Linked DNA regions of Mus musculus: region 2 is linked to region 1. A link is a contact called in ENCODE Hi-C or POLR2A ChIA-PET data. All regions are on one chromosome and are shown on one strand. The core of a region is the stretch at or near the end of the contact, and the rest is flanking DNA. Distances in the headings are between cores, read along the strand shown.

Region 1 (4,220 bases), core at 944-3,443:
ATGAACGTCTGTGTGCCAGGAATGTCTGTGTGCCAGGAACGTCTTTGTGCCCAAAGGTGGCACGCAAGGTTCTGATCACCTCGTGCCATGCTCTGTTTATTTCTTGCACTTTTGTAGCTGTTTCTTAGGAGGTGGGTAGAGGAGTCTCCCTGTTTCTCTTCACCTCTCATTATGTCGCTATCTAGGCCAGGCTGCCCGAGAGCTCCTCAGCCTCACACAAGTGCCCATGACCATAGTGGGTTCTGAGCGGTATCCTTTAGAAGAAAATGACGATAATCATAAAGAATTTTCCCCAGTTCCATGAGCCATTCCAGTACATCACTGAATGGGAGGAAATTCTCTGACTAGCAGCTCATTAGCTAGGGGTGCAAGTCACAGGCGTCTTTAATTCTGGATACCTGGTGTCAATACTATAGGATAGATGTCCTGAGAGTGGGAGAATCACATGATGTGAGAGGACTCACCCATTTGTTGTCATAAGTAATGTGCATACAACTATTTTTTTTTTAACTTTTTGGGGTGTAGACGTTGATACAGAGTTTTATGTAGCTCAGGCTGGCATCAAACTACACGTGTTGCCAAGGATTGTCACATGAATTATTTCATGTGCCTGGTTCTTTAAAGGATCCCCAGTTGCTAGTCAAATGGCCCTTTGGGAATGCTTAATCCTTAGAACTGTTTGACCCTGTGCCTTCCGTTGCCTCTTAGACTTCTGGAAAGAGTAGGGTCCAGCTGGCAGAAGAGAGTAAGATTGAAGGAGGATGAGAATAGGGTTAGAGAAGATGTGCAAGAAGAAAGAAGGCTGAGTGGGGCCAGAGAGGAGAAGATAGAGCAGAAAAGAGATGCAGCAGTCAAAATAGACCATTGAGGCAGAAAAGATATTGTTAGGAGACGGCAGGGAGAAGAACCCACAAAGTGTGAAAAAAAAAATAAGAAAAGCTACAAAGGATGACCTTGAACTCTTGTTCTTCCTGCCTACACCTCCCAAGTACTAAGATTACAGGCATACCCAACCTTGATCCATGTCTGTTTATTTTCTTCTGCTTATCTTCTCGGCTAATCCATTTATAACAGCCTCTCCCTTGCACACAGAGATTTCCAGGTTTTGTTCCACAAGTTGAAACACTCGAGAAAAGTCTGTGATTAGTATTCAAGAAGCATTTCTTGATTCTTGTAGGGCCTGAAGAAGAGCCCATCAAATGTCCAGGGCCTCAAGAGTGTTCCAGGCAGACATAAAGAAGCAACTCAGCTCAAAGCATGAGGAACAACAAGCAGACTGGGGAGAAACCAACCCCTTAAAGCAGAGTCTTTATTGAGAATTATTGCTGATTTAGTGGAAGGTGACTAGGTCTGTCTTTTTGGTCAGAATTTTATCTTTCTCAAATCAACGCTTTCATGCCTCTTATTAAGAATGTATATGAGGAGTGGAGAGAGGGCTCAGCAGTTAGGAGCACTGACTGCTCTTCCAGAGGTCTTGAGTTCAATTCCCAGCAACAACATGGTGGCTCACAACCATCTGTAATGGGATCTGATGCCCTCTTCTGGTGTGTCTGAAGAGAGCAGACAATGAGACATATACAAAATAAGGAAGTCTTTTTAAAAAATGTATATGAATGTGAGGGGGGAGGGGATGCTGCAAGTGGGATGTAAAGTGAATCCATAAAGTAGGGGGTGGGGAGAATATATACAAAGAGTTTGGATCGTCAACAGACTCCAGATCAGAGTGGCTAAATGGTTCAGCCGACCCACAAGAGGCAGTCCATTGGAGATAGGCTGTTGACAGAGAAATCACCTTGCTTTAGTGTTATAAGGGCAGGCCAAAGTAGAGTGCGTCTCACCCATGGACCACAGGGACAGGGGTTATTCTTTACATCAATTTTAAATGAGTTGGTGTGTGTGTGTGTGTGTGTGTGAGTGTGTGTGTGTGTGTGTGTGTGTGTGTGTGTGTGTGTGGCCACAAAGGCTAGAAGAGAGCATTGGATCCCTTGGAGCTGGACTTATCCCTGAATTGGGATACTACAAACCCAACTCCGGTCCTCTGAAAGAGCAGCAACTTTTACAATGCACCCGTTTTGCTAGCCCAGGGAGGACTCTGATTTTATCAGGGCATACTGGACACATTCTGGGTATAGCAATGAGCTTATTTTTTATTTGCCTGTGAGGCTAAGATGAAAGGCTAGCATCACCATTATACCACACTCCTATCAGATTCCAAACACAACAATGAAACTTCCTCCTTTTCTCTTGCATCGGGAAGCAGTACTTCCTTTAGCAGAGGGCCCTCCTGTGAATCACTGTTCAAGTCTATTAATATCCCACAGCCATGGGCTTGCTAGGCATGAATGTACTCTCTGGAGCATAGCCTGCCTTCAGAGTTACTGTCGCTTGTTTCTTACTTGTGGCTGGTGAATGCTTTTGATTTCTATATTCTTACACTGAATAAGGGAGGGGAGTTAGACATGGTGGTAGACTTCTCTAACCTCAGTCCTCAGAGGAGACTCTTGAGTTTCAGGATGCTGCATGGTAAAATCCTGTCGTTTAAAGAAAGGAAACCATAGACACATCAGTAGAACAACAGTTTACAGAGGCTGGGAAAGAGAGGATGGGAGTTGTTGAAAATTTGGGGGCTGGGGGGTTGTTCCTCTTGCAGAGAACCTGAATTCAGTCCCCAGCACCCACATGGCCGTGTTTAACCACCTGTGACTCACTCCAGTTGCAGGGATCCAACGCTGTCTGCTGGCCTCGGCGGATACTAAGCATGTGCATGGTGCACATACACACATGCAGGAAAACAGTTTCATAATATTTCATAAAATAAAAATAACTCAGGACTGGAGAGATTGCTTAGCCATAAGAACACTGGCTGTTCTTTCAGAGAACCTGGGTTTGTTTTCCAAAACCGACATGATGACTGCCAACCATCTATGTCCAGTTCCAGGGGTCTTAATATCTTCTTCTGACTCCCGTGGGTACCAGGCATACACATGGTATACAGACATATGCAAGCAAGACACAGATGCATATAAAATAAGTATCTCAAAACCCCGACCCATAGTATAAACTAAAAACAACTAGCAAAAAGTGGTAAAAATGGTAAACTTGAGGCTTTACAAAGTTTTCCAAAATAAAAGTCATTAGGTGGACATAGTGGTACAGGCTGTAAACCCAGCACTTGAGAAGCTAATGCAGTAGGTAGGCTTGTGGGTTCAAAGATAGCCTCGGCTCTATAACAGGTTTTAGGTTAGCCTGGACTACATAGTAAAATCGTCTGTTTTGTTTTGATTTTTAATTGTTTTTCTCAAGACAGGCTTTCTCTGTGTAGCCCTGGCTGTCCTGGAACTTGCTCTGTAGACCAGACTAGCCTTGAACTCAAGAGATCTGCCTGCCTCTGCCTCCTGAGTGCTGGGATTAAAGGTGTGCGCCACCATGCCTGGTTAAGTATAGTGACAATGTCTTAACAACCACTCACCACAGAAAAGTAAAAAAGAGCAAGGCAAGTAGAAATGATTTTTCTTTTTTTGCTCAATTTTCAGTCATTTTAATGTGCAAAGACCATTTCTAGGCAATGTTTGCTCACTTGAAAAGCACTGTTTTTATTTGATTCCTCATTAAAACCTTCAGTGTGATAGCGGTACTCATTGGTGTCCAGAGTTATCGTCTCCATCTCTTAATTTTATAAATGCTAGGAGGGGAGGGGCAAATCTGGGAGGAAGACCAAGTAGGAGGGAAATCTAGAATAGGTCATTTGGGGATAAGAAGCAAGGGAGAGAATAGGTTTGTTTTCAGAGATATGTACCAAGTGTGCTCATAGCTGGCAGGAGAGCAGGAAGATGTCACCCTTGCAGGTGTACCCTGGGGGTGGTGACAGCAGCAGAGAGACACAGTGGTGGGCGGTGAATCAAGGTGAGGGCAAGGGCAGGAGGAGGCAGACAGGCTTAGCTTCAGCTGGAATGTTCTCAGGCCGTATTAGTTTCCCGTACCACCATGTAATCTATGCGTTTCTCTACCACCCTCCCTGGGCCAGTTTAGGCTTACATGTTCAGCCCAAGGTGGGAAACATACGCACGCGCGCACACACACACACAGACACACAGACACACACACACACACACACACACACACACACGCCATTAGTAGAGGTACCCACACAAACCACTCGTAGAGGTTCAATGCCCCCATTTGAGGGCTTTTTTTATTGTCATCATTATTAAACATGCTAA
Region 2 (3,752 bases), core at 812-3,311, 270 kb after region 1:
CTTTGAAATCAAGGTAGACCTGGGGGAAGGGAGTGATTTGGTTAGTGCAAATGAGGATGGAAATGTCAGCCGGGCCACCTCATCAGGAGTTCTTCTTTCTTTTGTCTGTCCTGTGCCCCTAGGCTAGGAGCTCAGTCTTTTCTGCTATAAAACAGAAGTAATACTACAAGTCCTCCGCACGCCATGAGGATCAATGGAGTTAATAGCTACGTTACATATACATGAAGGGATTACTGTCGCACAGCTATTACCCCTTTGGATTTTGTGAGGGTGTAAGAATGCTGTCCTTACAAGACTAGGTCAAAGGACGCAGGAACAGTTCCCAATGGCTTTATTTTATGATTACTGAGTTTTAAGGTGAGGGCTCTTGTGGGGGCATCCGGTGTGAAGGAAGCACAAACAGCTTGCCCCAGTGTCCTTGGCTTCTGAGTTACTCCTCACCGTGGGCTCTGCCGTCAGGGAGGAAAAGAAAGAGCGGGATAGCTAAGTATTGAGCCCAGCCTGCTAAGTGGATGACTGCTCCAGCCTGAGCTACTCAGTGGGCAGGCTACACAGACAGGCTGGGAGAGCTGAGCCTGGAGAGTTGGGACTGGTGACCCACAATGCTGTGTTTCATTCCCTCGAGAACCTGAACTTGGAAAGGGTTCAGCTACATGCAGGGGCCAGTGGCTGGGTCAACTTTTATTGTATCCAGAAGGGAGGGAAGTAAGCCAGGCGTGGAACGCTGACATTTTCTCTGTCCCCTCTTACCTTACACACACACACACACATACACACACACACACACACACACACACACACACACACACACACACACACACACACACACACGAAAACCCATTGGAGTACTGGAGCAGAGTCCCTCCCCCTCAAACTGTGGATTGGTAAGTCCTGCTGCTGTTTCCTCCTGAGGAAATGATCATTCTCTTGAAGCTAGATGCTAGTGGGTGGCCACCCCTAGGAGGAGAAAATGCTGGGCAGGACTCCAGCAGGCTAGACTTGGCTCAGGAAGGCTTTCAGCGGTGATATTTCTTTGTGACCTGGGCTTGTCAAGGACCCCAGCCTTGTTCTCCTTTGGGCAGAGCTGCCGTGGTTCCAAAAATTGCTTATTCCAAACACGTTGGTTGACTGGGTTTGAGGCTCAGGATCTATCAAAGGGTGGAGTAGCTCACTCCCACTCAGTTCTTGCCCCTACAGCTTTATCTGGCTGAGTTTCTTATGTATATTTTTCTATTGTTTTGTTATGCAGATGTACAATGAGACTTACATTGTGCGATAGATTATTAGATTACAGCTTGATTGTTAATATAGCCTGGAGATTTTTCTTGTCCTCCTCTTCTTCCTTCTCCTCCTCCTCTTCCTCTTCCTCCTTCTTGTTTTTGTTGTTGTTCTTTTGAGTCTCTGTGTAGCTTTAGCTGGCCTGAAATGTGCTGGGTGGACCAGGCTAGTAGCCTCGAACTCATAGAACTCGGACTGTGGGTGGTCGTCCCTCCCACCCCCAGACAGGGTTTCTCTGTGTAGCCCTGGCTGTCCTGGAACTCACTCTGTAGACCAGGCTGGTCTCGAATTCAGATATCCGCCTGCCTCTGCCTCCCAAGTGCTGGGATTAAAGGCGTGTGCCACCATGCCTGGCTGTAGTTTTTATTCTTACACTCTGGTATTATAGGGAGTATGGCCTTGGCTGCTTGGATCTGCCACCGTCTACACACAGCTGGAGATTCACAGGGGAGGGTGCCAACATGCCCTCTCCCAAACCCGCAAAGGTAGATTGAAGTGCTACACACATTTTATGTGGTAAATTAGGAAGTAATGGGGCTTGATTTTCACATCTGTTGGATTTGAGACTAGGGAATTTCAGGACTCACAGGCTCAGGTGTCCAAAAGCAAAGGTTAAGTGAGAGAGAAGTTTCTCAGGGTTGGGCGGAGGCTGTGGGTAGCAGGATGAGCAAATGCATATTGGGGTTTTCCAGGCATTGAAACCCTGGAATTCATCTGCCTGGGACTCCCTGATAAGCAGAGTTTCTGTCCAAAGTCCAGCTTGTGTCATTTGTTTTAGGGTGTGGGGGTGGGACTAGAGGAAGCAGCTGGCTGGCAGGAAGTTTGATGCCAGGTCTCTTGAGTGAGTGATGTCCTGGCCGGTGTGACTTTCCTTTGCAGTGGGGGGGATGGGGGAGGGGTCTGAACTGGTAAAACTGGAAAGTCTGCAAAAGGCAGGAGGGAGCCATGGAGTCAAAGCCACCCCTCACCTCCACTGTCATGACCAATCTCTGCCATCGTCAGAGGGTTGAGCCTGCTCTGTGGTGGGACTCACAGTCTTCCTGTTGCCCAGGCATTCTGTATCCAGTCACTCCAACCTCCAGAAAGCTTTTGTTTGTTATATTGAGAGCATCTTCTGAAGTTCATATGCCTAGATGTGCGGTATTGTGGTGTTCATAGAGAACCAGAGACTGGCTGGCTGGCTGGCTGGCTGGCTGGCTTCTCTCTTTTTCAACTTCCTTAATTTTTTAAAAAACGAAACTAGTGGCATAAAAGTACCTGGAGAACTATTCTAATAGTTAACAGGATGTTGGATAAAGAGGGAAAAAAAAGGGTTTCCTATTATAACAGTAGAAGGAAGTAGTTGGTCTGCCTGGGCTGGATCCTCATGTCAAAATCATTGTTGGTGGGGGGTGGGGGGCACTGTTTGGTGTCTGAAGTCTCCAGCCTCCATGAAGTGTCCAGCTTCATGAAGGTTCAGAGACAATCCACAGCTAGAGCAGGGTGGGGGATTGAAGCCAAAAGCTACAAGTGGGATCCTCAACTGCTTGATATACCGCTGGGCTGTCAAGGAAGCGCAGAACGCTTTGGGGCTTTGGGAGCGAAAGGCAGGCAGTGACTTTTGTGCTGGGTGTGGTAGCATGGGGCTGAAACTCAGCGTGCTGAAGCTGAGACAGGACTTCTAATTTCTTTCATGGTGCCATTGTATCCAGTGCGTTCCCGTCACGCTCACATTCCCTCCCCGCCTTTATCCCATTCCCTCCCGGCAGATTTCCAGGTTTCCTTCCTGATTCCACAGCTTTCCTTTGTTTTTTTTTGTTTGTTTGTTTGGGGTTTTTTGTTTTTTTTTGTTTTTTTTTAAAGAGGACTAAATTTTTTTTTCTGCTTGTTTTTTGTTTTGTTTTTTGTTTTCTGAGACAGGGTCTCTCTGTGTAACATCCTTGGCTGTCCTGGTACTCGCTTTGTTGTAGACCAGGCTAGCTTTGAACTCACAGAGATCTGCCTGCTACTTCTCCCAGATGCTGGGATCAAAGTCATGTGCCACCATGCCCAGCCTAGAACTAATTTGTGTGTGTGTGTGTGTGTGTGTGTGTGTGTGTGTGTGGTGTGTGTGTGTCTGTGTCTGTATGTGGAGGTCAGGGAAGAACTTGCGTGAGTTGGCTCTCCTACCGTGGTGTCAAGCTTGTCGGCGACGTCTTCACCTGCTGCACCATTTCATCGTTCCTCTGTTTTGCCCTTGTTTCTGTTGTGATCCGCTGAGTTTAACCAAGGCCTTGCGGGTGGTGATACAGGCTCTTGGTTCCTGAGTAAGGCAGTTGTGGCTACACCAGTGCTGACAGCACCTCCTCCAGTAGCTACCGTGGGATCTCGTGCTAGGGAGCCAGAAGCTCCACCCAGTCCCTGACCAAATCTCCGTGGGTCCAAACTCATGGGCAGGCAAACACAGCTGCCTCTTCTCATGAAACAGCTGTGCCGAGCCTAGAAGAAAGCCTTTC

The links. A loop is a pair of places that touch in the nucleus more often than their neighbours do. ChIA-PET counts read pairs that join two places held with the same protein, here RNA polymerase II (POLR2A).
Region 2: a loop to region 1 is called in a map of left cerebral cortex, with 2.1 times the contacts of the local background. The contact joins two enhancer-like sites. A Hi-C loop is called at or near these places in 1 of 37 maps with a recorded cell type or tissue (left cerebral cortex). POLR2A ChIA-PET finds 5 or more read pairs at or near these places in 1 of 5 experiments (embryonic stem cell).

Annotation. Positions count from the first base shown.
Region 1 is chr1:171,169,103-171,173,322 of GRCm38, forward strand. Pcp4l1 (Purkinje cell protein 4-like 1) reads right to left here. Exons shown (of 3, transcript NM_025557.1): 3 at 4,162-4,220. Among named protein-coding and RNA genes, the nearest start is that of Mpz, 16 kb to the left of the region's middle. Within about 2 kb of position 2,194, at least 1 of the 3 ENCODE cell types and tissues checked has a DNase peak (open chromatin) inside an H3K27ac peak, as active enhancers do.
Region 2 is chr1:171,439,575-171,443,326 of GRCm38, forward strand. All of the region lies in intron 1 of F11r (F11 receptor), which reads left to right. Among named protein-coding and RNA genes, the nearest start is that of F11r, 3.9 kb to the left of the region's middle. Within about 2 kb of position 2,062, at least 1 of the 3 ENCODE cell types and tissues checked has a DNase peak (open chromatin) inside an H3K27ac peak, as active enhancers do.